Regions from separate parts of the Homo sapiens genome. Here region 2 is linked to region 1. The links are chromatin contacts, found by Hi-C or POLR2A ChIA-PET in ENCODE. All regions are on one chromosome and are shown on one strand. Each heading gives the region's core, a stretch centred on a gene start or an enhancer-like site at or near the end of the contact. The rest is flanking DNA. Distances are from core to core; before and after follow the strand shown. Region 1 overlaps PALM2AKAP2 (PALM2 and AKAP2 fusion). Region 2 overlaps PALM2AKAP2 (PALM2 and AKAP2 fusion).

Region 1 (5,351 bases), core at 1,332-3,831:
AAACCATCATTCTCAGCAAACTATCGCAGGGACAAAAAACCAAACACCGCATGTTCTCACTCATAGGTGGGAATTGAACAATGAGAACACTTGGACACAGGAAGGGGAACATCATACACTGGGGCCTGTTGTGGGGTGGGGGTAGGGGGGAGGGATAGCATTAGGAGATATACCTAATGTAAATGATGAGTTAATGGGTGCAGCACACCAACATGGCACATGTATACCTATGTAGCAAACCTGCACGTTGTGCACATGTACCCTAGAACTTAAAGTATAATAAAAAAAAAAAAGAAAAAGGGTGGAGAGATGGAGGGGAGGGTGGGGGGATGGAGAGGAGGGTGGAGGGAAAGAAGAGAGGGTAGGGGGAAAGAGGGTAGGGTGGGGGGGTGGAGGGAAAGAGGAGAGGGTTGGGGGAGAGAGGGGAGGGTGGGGGGATGGAAGGGAGGGTGGAGGGAAGAGGAGAGGATGGAGGGGTAGAGGGGAGGGTGAAGGGAAAGAGGGGAGGGTGGGGGATGGAGGAGAGGGTGGAGAGAAAGGAGAGGGTGGGGGGGTGGAAGGGAGGGTGGAGGGAAAGGGGAGGGTGGAAAGATAGAGGTTAGGGTGGAGGGAAAGAGGGGAGGGTGGGGGGATGGAGGGGAGGGTAGAGAGATAGAGGAGAAGTTGGAAGGATAGAGGGGAGGGTGGAAGGGTAGAGGGGAGGGTGGAAGGAAAGAGGGGAGGGTGAGGGGGATGGAGGGGAAGTTGGAGGGATAGAGGGGAGGTGGGAAAAAAAGAGGCCTGGAGCTGGTGTTAGGAGGCCAGGGTCTAAACCCCACTTGAAAACCTACCTGGTGGATGACATGCACAGACTCTCTGGGCCTCAGTTTCCCATTCACATATAAGATGGGGAGGCCTTTATCCACTTCCCTAAGAGGGTTGTTGTGACAATTCAGAGCAGTGTTAGAGTCCAAAGTCGGGTGAATGCCCCTGGGGAGTGTACAGGACCATCCTTTATAGTGTGAGTAGAAAGTCTTAGCATTTTTATTTTTTACTCAACAAGAAATTAGGCTTTACAAATATTTGATGTATGGATGGACCATGACATCCACAATCAGCTGCGTGTTCTGGGCATGTCCTCAAAGAAAGAAGGGACTTTGCAAACGGGAAGGGGTTGGGAGCTCTATCCTCATTCATTCCCTTGCAGCCTTTGTGATGTTTGATTGCAATTTGCCACTTCTGGTGAGGCGGGTACGCAGAATACATTATCCAGCTTAAACTCAACAAACCCTGTTTCAACAAACTGAAGAAGTGGCTTAAAAAGTTTTCATGAATTAAAAGCTAATTAAAATCTATAATGAACAATATCCACATAAACCAAAAAATGGCAGAGTTAACACTTCACTGGGAAGAAGTTTTTGTTGTCGTCGTTGTTGAATCAGCCCCAGTAAGATGTGAAAAAAAAAACAGACTAATGATATCTGACAAGAAGTCGGCCCAAGAAGTTCAAAATTATCAAGGTCAGGTGCAGTGGCTCATGCTTGTAATCCCAGCTCTTTGGGAGGCCAAGGTGGGAGGATCACTTGAGGCCAGGAATTTGCAACCAGCCTGGGCAATATAGTGAGATTCCATCTCTACTAAAAATCAAACAGTTCGGTGGCTCACGCCTGTAATCCCAGCACTTTGGGAGGCCAATGAGGGCGGATCACCTGAGGTCGGGAGTTCGAGACCAGACCGACCAACGTGGAGAAACCCCATCTCTACTAAAAATACAAAATTTGCCGGGCGTGGTGGCGCATGCTTGTAATCCCAGCTACTCAGGAGGCTGAGGCAGGAGACTCGCTTGAACCCGGGAGGTGGAGGTTGCGGTGAGCCGAGATCGCGCCATTGCACTCCAGCCTGGGCAACAGGAATGAAACTCGGTCTCAAAAAAAAAAAAAAAAAAAATCGAACAATTAGCTGGATGCTTGTAGTCTCAGCTACTCAGGAGGCTAAAGAGGATCACCTGAGCCCAGGACTTTGGTGCTGCAGTGAGCTATGATGGCACTACCGCACTCTAACCTGGGCCACAGAGTGAGCCCCTGTCTCAAAAAAAAAAAAAAAAAAAAAAAGAAGAAGACTTTTTGAATTAAAGAAAGATTTACATCTCCTCTCATTAATAGCACTATTGATTTTTATTTGATTTAACACATTATTTCATTGTTATTACAAATTATGTGTTTTAAATGCCTATTTTGATGTATAATTCTATAATGTACACTTAGTTCAGTAGTACATGTGTATTACTTGTATTTATCATGTGTGAATATATATATATACACACATGGTATGTGCTCAAAATATTTTACAGATTAGAGTATGTGAAAAAAATTTGAAGACCACTCTGCATAATAAATGTGCAGGGGCTGGCCCATGAGACATGTTCAGTAAATGCTTGTTTCCATCCTCTTTCTCCCTGGAAATAAAGTCGATAGTGTGTGTGTGGACCTTGCTTATTAAAGGAAAGTGGCTGATTTGATTTCTGGAACAAGGTGCATCTCAAACTAGCTGGCAGCACTACCTCGGCCTGGCCCCATCCCAGCTGTTCACACCGAGTTCCAGACATTTGTAGGAGCCCGGACGAGGCCAGCTGGCTGCCTATCAGTGGCCTTCTTCTGTCAGCACTACACAGTTGTCACGGCTCACATCCAACCGCCAGACAGCCAAGAAGGAGACGCCAAGATTTAAATCTGCAGTTCCTGACCTCCGCAACCACACCCGATTCTTTGGTTGGTCCTAGACAAAAACAACGGTTTTGCAGATTTGGGTTCTCTTTCTCAAACTGCCTTTTGATGATTTATTTGTGAGATATGATTGCTCCTCTTGCAAATCAGAGCTGGTTGCAGTAGCTAACTAACATTTATTGAGCGAGTAGTATACCCAGGCTTCAGCTAAGTGCTTTCTGGAATTATTTAATTTTCACAGCAACCATGTAGAGTAAGTTCTGCCACTGGCACCACTTTACAGATAAGCGAATGGAGACTTAGAAAGGTTAAGTAATTTTACTAGAGGAACATAAACTAACAGTGAAAGTGAGAAATCTCAGAGTCTCATTGGTCTGACAGCTATGTAAGGAACTGAGGGGATGTACCATTGCAAATCGTCAAAATGGAAATACCCCAAATGCAATGCAGGACTCTGGATGCGATTCTGGAACAAAGAAAGAACACTTGTGGGGGAAAAAAAATAGTGCAACCCAGAGTCTTTATTTAACAGTATTGTATCAATGTTAATTTCTTAGTTTTGACAAATGCATCCTGGTTATGTAAGATGTTAGGATTATGGGAAGCTGGGTAATGAATAGATGGAGAGTTTCTGCACTATGTCTGTACTGTTTTTGTAAATGTACAATGATTCCAAAATAAAAGGTGTATTTAAGAAACAGAAATGCCAAGTGTATATGTGTGAGTACACACGTGCTCTCACATGTGCATGTGTACAGTTGTGCATATGTAAGTCTTTGTGCATATGTAAGTGCCCCTTGCTGCACACCCCCTGCTGTTCTGTGTGTGCTGCTCCACTCAAGCCCCTGGGACTTACATGGATGTCAGCGAGAAGGAAGCCTACACAACTCACATGTGACATGCCCGCCATGCTCTCGTCATACCTCACCTGTGCTGTAGAACCCCTGGGTCACAGGTGGCAGTCTTGTTCCCCCATAACAAATGCCAGAAAATGATGTGTGTGTGTGTGTGTGTGTGTGTGTGCATGTGCACACACGCATGCACGCACACACGCTCTGGTAGGGGGGTTTCAGGAAGTCATTCGTGAAGATGCAGTGTAGCATCCAGAATAAAATAACCAATTTACACCTTAAACACTCTTCTCCAGTAAGGCCACTACAGCTGCCTCTGCTTACTAAGTGCATTTGAAGAGTCCTCTGCTTTATCCGTACTCTATCCTCCTGAAAAGAGGCACTGACCTGAAAGGGAAGCCCAGGAGCTTCTAGGCCCAGACTTTTGCTTTGTTTCTCACCATGTGCTGTGTCAAAACTGAGAGAATATTTTGATCACCTTTTAGCTAAGAGCTATCTCCTGGGCAGCAGCTTAAGGCTAGAGTAAGGACATTTCACAGTTTAAGAGAGAGCAGTCACTCCGCCAAATGGCTCTGAGGTGGCCACAAAGTGCTTGACTTGCAAAAAATTGCTCCATTAACTAGATTCAGGGATTTTCAGGATTTATGGGCTAGGCTGTGCTAATATTACTGTGGTGCTTCTCAGTATAATTGCTAGAGGCCTCCAGTGAGCAGAGGAATTGTGTGTTCAGTCTGTCCTGGGTGACCCTTACTGCGTAGTCCTAGGGAGACAAAGAAAACCCACTCAATCCAGGAGGCTACAGAAATGATGTTTGTGGAGATCTCAGTGGGTATCTAATCTGTAACCTCAGGGGGAGAACTCTAGCTGGTCTCAGTCTTTGCTGGAAACAGAACTTACTGGATGTGTGTGTTTACTCACTCATTCATTTATTTGTTTATTTATTTACTGTGACAGGGTCTTGCTATGTTATCCAGGCTATTCTTGAACTCCTGAGCTCAAGTGATCCTCCCACCTCATCTTCCAAAGTAGCTGAGATTACAGGTGCATGCTACCACACCCAGCCATCATTCATTTACTTATTGAGTGTCTACCATGCACCAGATGCCCAGGTTAAGCATAAAGGATATAGAGCAGGACAATCAAAAAGTCTCAGATTCAGAAGGAGGAGATGGATAAAAACCAGCAAGATCTAAAGTAGATAATTTGATTATGATAAGCACAAATAAGCAGAGAATACATTGATGTGATACAGAGGGCCATGTGGGGGGCAGTGTGATTCCTTTAGATTGGGTGAATCAGGGTGATGGCTTTTCAGTTGACATTGGAAGAATGAGGAGGAAGGAGGAAGAAGTGGCAGCCGGGTAGGACAGCAGGTCTTCTCTGTCCCCCGAGTTCTTCTGATGTCCTGCACAGAAACCTGAGGGGTAGAGTAGCAAAGGAGAAATCCAAGCTCAGGCTGGGAAAGAAGCTCATGGCACCAAGGTTAGGGCTTGTGATAACAGGGACCTGCTTCAAGAGAAAGGGAGGTGGGTGGCAGATTGGTCTCATGGCTGCCACCCACATAATTCTAAAGGTCTCCCAATGGGAGAACAGCCACCCTGGTAAGTGTCCAGCATCATACAAGGAGTCTCTGCCCATTGTGACTCTTGCTTGAGCCCCCACACTTAGCCCTCACCAAGCTGTGTGATTTAGGATTCAGGTGTTAGAACGGAGAAGGCACCAGGCCTACTGCACCATATCAATGAAGCCTTTGCTTTGGGGAAAACAGAGCTGGGTACAAATACCAGTGCCACCCATT
Region 2 (5,351 bases), core at 1,208-3,707, 43 kb after region 1:
GAGTGTGGTGATGGTCGCCTGCAATCCCAGCTACTTGGGAGGTTGAGGCACGAGAATCGCTTGAACCCGGGAAGCGGAGGTTGCAGTGAGCTGAGATCATGCCACTGCACTCCAGCCTGGCAACAGAGTGAGACTACATTTCAAAGAATAAAAATAAAAATAAAGAGGACTAACTAAAACAATGCAAGAATGCAGAGAGAAAGGAAGAAGAGAGTAAGAGAGAATATGAGTGACTTCAAGATCAAATTTGCGATCTGATCTTTATATAATAGGAATCTTGAAAACTATAAGATCAGATGCAGAACCATTAAATAAAGGCATTTTAAGGGAAATCTTCATTACTCAAGGCAAAACATTAATCTGTAGATCTTTAGATTTGGGCCCCCTAGTCTAAGTCACCCCCAGCAATCAATTAGATTCTCCTAAAGAGATACATAAACTGGTTGCAAACTATAAAGTATATTAGTACAGTTGTGCCCTGAAGGTATTTTCGTCCTTGTTGTTGAACTAAGAATAGCTTGAAGACACTGAAGGAGGAATAGAGAATAGTAACCAAAGAACAAGGAACATTTCTACAAAGAAAGACTAAGGGAAATTGGGCCATTTAGTTTAGATAACAAAAGGATAATGGTATCATAACTCAGAACTTCAAGTGTATGTAGGATCTAGGCCATGTCTTAATTCTTTATGTGCAGGCCATTTTGAATATGGCAAAGACTTCAAATAAAGCATGCAAATTTCTACTTAGATGTCTATTTCCCTAGATACCTCCTAGAAGAAAGAACATAATCACCTTTTAATTCTTATTCTGTGATTCTTTACAGTGCCAGTAACTGTACAAGAAGTTCCAGGTTTACAGACATGTTTTTTTCCAAAATGTTATTTATAAATTGGTGGTGGTTTGGAAGGGCGAATGTTGTTCCTCTGCCAGAATTATTATATGTGGTGCTTAGCTTTTGAGGGCAGCCCACGAAGAAGGAAGGAATGGAGGAAGGAAGGATGGAAAAATGTAACTAGAATATTAAACCCTGGGCATTAGAATCACTTGGGAAGGTTTTTAAAAATAAGAATTACCAGGCCTCATTCTAGGAAATTTGGATTTAGTGATCCAAGTAAGGAGTCCTGTAATCTGTTTTTTAAAAGGGTGTTCCAGATAATTCTGTTGTATGGTCAGGTTCAAGAATGATTGCAGTAAATGGAAAAAAGGATAGACCATAAATGAAATCCCATTTTAATACCTAGAAACCCCCCAAGGAGAGTGGGAAGTAAATCATGTTTATAAGAAAACTGGCTTCACACACAAGGATAAAGGACAACCCAACCCTTGATTCAGACTGTTTCTGAGCCTTCCTACTTTGACCCAAGGATATGTGAAACCTGCTTTGGGGATTCCTGTAGGTGAGAGTAGCTCTGGCTTAGAGCTGAAGTCTCTCCTCCATAGGCCCCACAGTAGAGCTAAGCTTTCATTTGAAGTGGATTAGAAACAGCCTTGGTTTACCAGGCTAAAGATGATCCAGGTCAGGAAAACTGTGTGCTTTACCAAAGGCCAGAAAATTCTACCATTCTTCCAAGATTTCTTGCTAAAATTCAAAGTAATGTGGTCTTGAAGGGGTGACACCAAAGCAGCTGCAAAGGAAGAGGAAAACCCGGCTGCCACAGTGGAGAAATAGATTGTCATTCTTTTGCACAGCTTTTCCCTGGGTAATGTCAGGATTATATTTTTGGCTCCCTGGAAACCAGAATTAAAATAGGCTAAATAAGATTGGAATTGTTGAAAGCAAAATCTGTAGACGTTTCCTTTTTTGAATTTTTTGAATGTCCACATCTTCTGTATGCTTTGCTTCTTTTTGGAGTGACGTATTGAGAAAGCCCAAGAGATTGTTTCTGGCTTGGGCCCATTGCCAGCCATTGTCCGTGCCATTATTGTGTGTGGTGGGTCCCTGGAGGCCACATGTGGACCTCGGGTTGATACTTTCGGAGATTGTAGGTAGTTCGAGCCACACTAGCCCTGTTTACTTCATGTCTGCCCCAAGCATCAAGTCTTGTTGTTTACCTTGTCACTTTCCCACTTAAGATTCTCTTTCATTTCACTGGGTTTTACTAAAGTGTTTGAAATACAGGGTTTTTAACTTCCTTTGATTAGTGAGAAATATGGGGAAAATTTATCTCCCAACCTTATCAGTTGGGGGCAGACCAACCCCAGTGAAGATGAGAAACTTCATGGAGTATTAAATGAAAATGGGATGAGCTGTCACAAAGCCAGGATGTTAATTCTAGCTCTGCTGATCATTTGCTGTGTGACCTTGGGCAAGTCTTTTGCTCTCTTCAGTCTCAGTTTCCTCATATCTTCAGTGAGCCATCTCTCGGGATCTTCCAGCTCTGGTATTCTGAGTTTCTCTAATTTGAGGAGTTGGTTAGAGATCTCTTTTCTCAACAGTGTACCTGTTCCGAGAAATGTTACTGTTATAGAAGGAAGTGGTTTTGGAAACGGGTCAGAGTGGAGGAAAGAGGTTGAGTTCTCAAAAAACTAAAGGCTAGGTATAAGTAACTGATTCATCACAGAGATGACTAATTCATCAGAACAGCTGTCTGTTCTAAAATATGTCACATCAAATATTCATTGAATAAAATATTGAAGTCTCAACTGCTAACCTAGAGAGAGCCAAGCAGCTTTTAAAAAATCAGGATAGAAGTGTACTTTTCATTTCCACATTGGACCTGTGATTCTCTGAGTACCTGTGTGGGTCTCTGGTAAATACCAGAATTCACTTAATTTTCCATATTGTTAGGAGGCTCAAAGCCAAAGGCGTAGAGACATTAGGCATAAGCATATGTATCTTATTAAGCATCTGTATGTTATGTTGTGGGGTTTGGCAACCAAGAAGATGACAGTTACTTACAACTGTTCTAGAAAAGGCAACCACTGAAACATTCATTGAAATCACAAAGGACACTTGCTTGAGATTCATTGTGTTCTTCACATTTGCTATTTTTAACTCCATGATTCACTGTTCTTTTGAGCAGGGAGGGGAACACTCCACAGTGGCATTCCACATCTGTGCACTTCCAGCCGGGGTCCCCACCCCACGTTCAGCCACATTTGCAGCCCAATTATTGTTTCCATTCTTTTGTTTCCTTCCAAAATAAAACTATATATGCTATGTATACAGTAAACTATATAGTAGTGTCTCTATATTGTGTAATATTTCCTGTTTTGTCACTCCCTTCTGGGTAGCGGCCTAGCTTTTCTGCCTCCATTTAATTCATTAATTTTCTAATTTAAGCCTTGTAATACTCCCATGAGGTAGTGATGATGATGATGATGATGAAGAGAGAAGAGAAGCACAGGAGGTGAAGTAACTTGCTGCCCCCCCCTAAAAAAATTCAATGGAAGGACATACAAGATGAATGAAAAATAATTTTAAAAAAGTGAAAGAGCAAGTATTTGAACTCAACTCTGCCTAATTCTAAAGCATGTTCTCAAAAATCCCAACAGAAGTTGTTATTTTAAGCTAAATTTTTTTGAGACCTCTGATATTGAGTGAAATTACACTAACGTGCACCTCGTGATGTAGGAGGAGGGACAGGTAATGTGATTCTCCCTCCTCAACCTCCACACATGCTTCTTCAGAAGGCGGTGCATCAGACGCACCATGACTCTGGAGGTGCCGGTCTTCAGCCTATTGTGGGTGGTCATCATGATGGTGAGACTGCCCCCTTCAGGTTCTTTCATGAAGTGCAGGTTTCATTTTGGGCTTGGCTCCTTTCTGTCTCTTTTGGAAGCCCTTTGTTCCTGATTGCACTTTCTAGCCTGTGTACAGTCTAAACCTCTGCGGGAAACAGTGTGTGCTTCTGAAAAGGGCTCCAGCATAGCAAACTCACTAGAAAGCCGGACCTCAGAGCTTGACCAAACTTGGCTGGAGTCCTAGTTCTGTATTTACAAGTTGTTTGATCTTGGACAAGCCATGTAAACTCTCTGGACTTAAGTGTCCTCGCCTGTACATTGGGGAAAACTATACCCACCTTGCAGTGCTGTTGTAATGTGTAGAGGTCAGGTGTGTTTGTGAAGTGCCAAGAACAGCAGGTTGTCAGTAAGAATAGTGCTGTTGGCTGGGCACTGTGGCTCATGCCTGTAATCCCAGCACTTTGGGAGGCTGAGACAGATGGATCACCTGAGGTCAGGAGTCCGAGACCAGCCTGGCCAACATGGTGAAACCTCTTCTCTACTAAAAATACAAAAAATTAGCCAGGCGTGGTTGCAGGCGCTTGTAATCCCAGCTACTCAGGAGGCTGAGGCAGGAAAATCACTTGAACCCAGGAGGCGGAGGTTGCAGTGAGCCGAGATCGCACCATTGCACTCCAGCCTGGGCATCAAGAGCAAAATTTTGCCTCCAAAAAAAAAAAAAAAAAAAAAGAATAGTGCTGTTCTTATTGTTGTTTCTTCCATCCCCCTACAGCAGAGTTTCTTAACAGCTGTGCTATTGACATTTAGGGCTGGATAGTTATTTGTTGTGAGTGGCTGTCTTGAGTATTGCAAGATGTTTAGTAGCATCCCTGGCCTCTACCTAGTGGCTTCCAGGGGCACCATTGCCCTTTCCCAGTCATGATAATAAAACATGTCTCCAGACATTGCTGAATGTTGCCTTGGGGGACAAAATCTCTCCAAGTTGAGAACTACTGCTCAAAAGCCTGGCATTATGTGTATTGATACTAAGATGAGAATCTCACCACCGAGTAGTTCCAGAATACAGAACCCTAAAAAGATTTATGAAGATAACATTAGTGATTCTCAGTGCAAAATGACAAAGTGTTTCAGTTACTTGAAAATAAAAGGCTTCTCTTATGCACTGAGCCATGAAAGTCTGTTCAGAGTTAAAAAGAAATAGTTGCTTTTTTGGTTTTTGCATTCAGTATTGTGCTGCTTTTGCAAAGGCAATAATTTTATGACAGTTCATAAAACCATGGAATCTTAGAGTATGCATAACTGACATGTTATGCGGATCAACTCCTATCTGATTCTTGAATTTGCAATGAACGTAATGAGTGGGAGTGAAAAAACAGTCTCTCCCCAAAGCCTGAAAGTGACAGGAAACTCATTTACTTGCAAAATAAAACCCAAGTATATACTGGAACAACTCTAATTATTACAGAGGATCCTCCTTTGGGATGAAAGTTTTGTTCCCTGCAGCTCCTACCCTCTCTCTGGTCCCTGCCCTATCCTCCAAGGACCACACAGAAAAAGCCCTCTTCACTGACTGAAAAAATCTAGATGCTTAGGGTTTGTGGTCAGCTTTGCAAGCTGGCACAGGTAAGGGAGGAAACACTCTGAAATTGCAGTGCAGCATTTCAAC

Evidence for each region. Hi-C counts contacts between places; a loop is a spot of excess contacts on that map. ChIA-PET counts read pairs that join two places held with the same protein, here RNA polymerase II (POLR2A). Pooled maps may share reads with other maps.
Region 2: a loop to region 1 is called in a pooled map, with 2.2 times the contacts of the local background. The contact joins two enhancer-like sites. A Hi-C loop is called at or near these places in 3 of 168 maps with a recorded cell type or tissue (Right ventricle myocardium inferior, dorsolateral prefrontal cortex and left cardiac atrium) and 2 of 50 pooled maps. POLR2A ChIA-PET finds 5 or more read pairs at or near these places in 3 of 52 experiments (HEK293, OCI-LY7 and activated T-cell).

The regions. Positions count from the first base shown.
Region 1 is chr9:109,841,235-109,846,585 of GRCh38, forward strand. The region is part of intron 1 of PALM2AKAP2 (PALM2 and AKAP2 fusion); the gene reads left to right. Among named protein-coding and RNA genes, the nearest start is that of PALM2AKAP2, 64 kb to the left of the region's middle. Within about 2 kb of position 2,582, at least 2 of the 41 ENCODE cell types and tissues checked have a DNase peak (open chromatin) inside an H3K27ac peak, as active enhancers do; they include dorsolateral prefrontal cortex, where a contact is called at or near this core.
Region 2 is chr9:109,884,319-109,889,669 of GRCh38, forward strand. The region is part of intron 3 of PALM2AKAP2 (PALM2 and AKAP2 fusion); the gene reads left to right. Among named protein-coding and RNA genes, the nearest start is that of PALM2AKAP2, 110 kb to the left of the region's middle. Within about 2 kb of position 2,458, at least 7 of the 41 ENCODE cell types and tissues checked have a DNase peak (open chromatin) inside an H3K27ac peak, as active enhancers do; they include dorsolateral prefrontal cortex, where a contact is called at or near this core.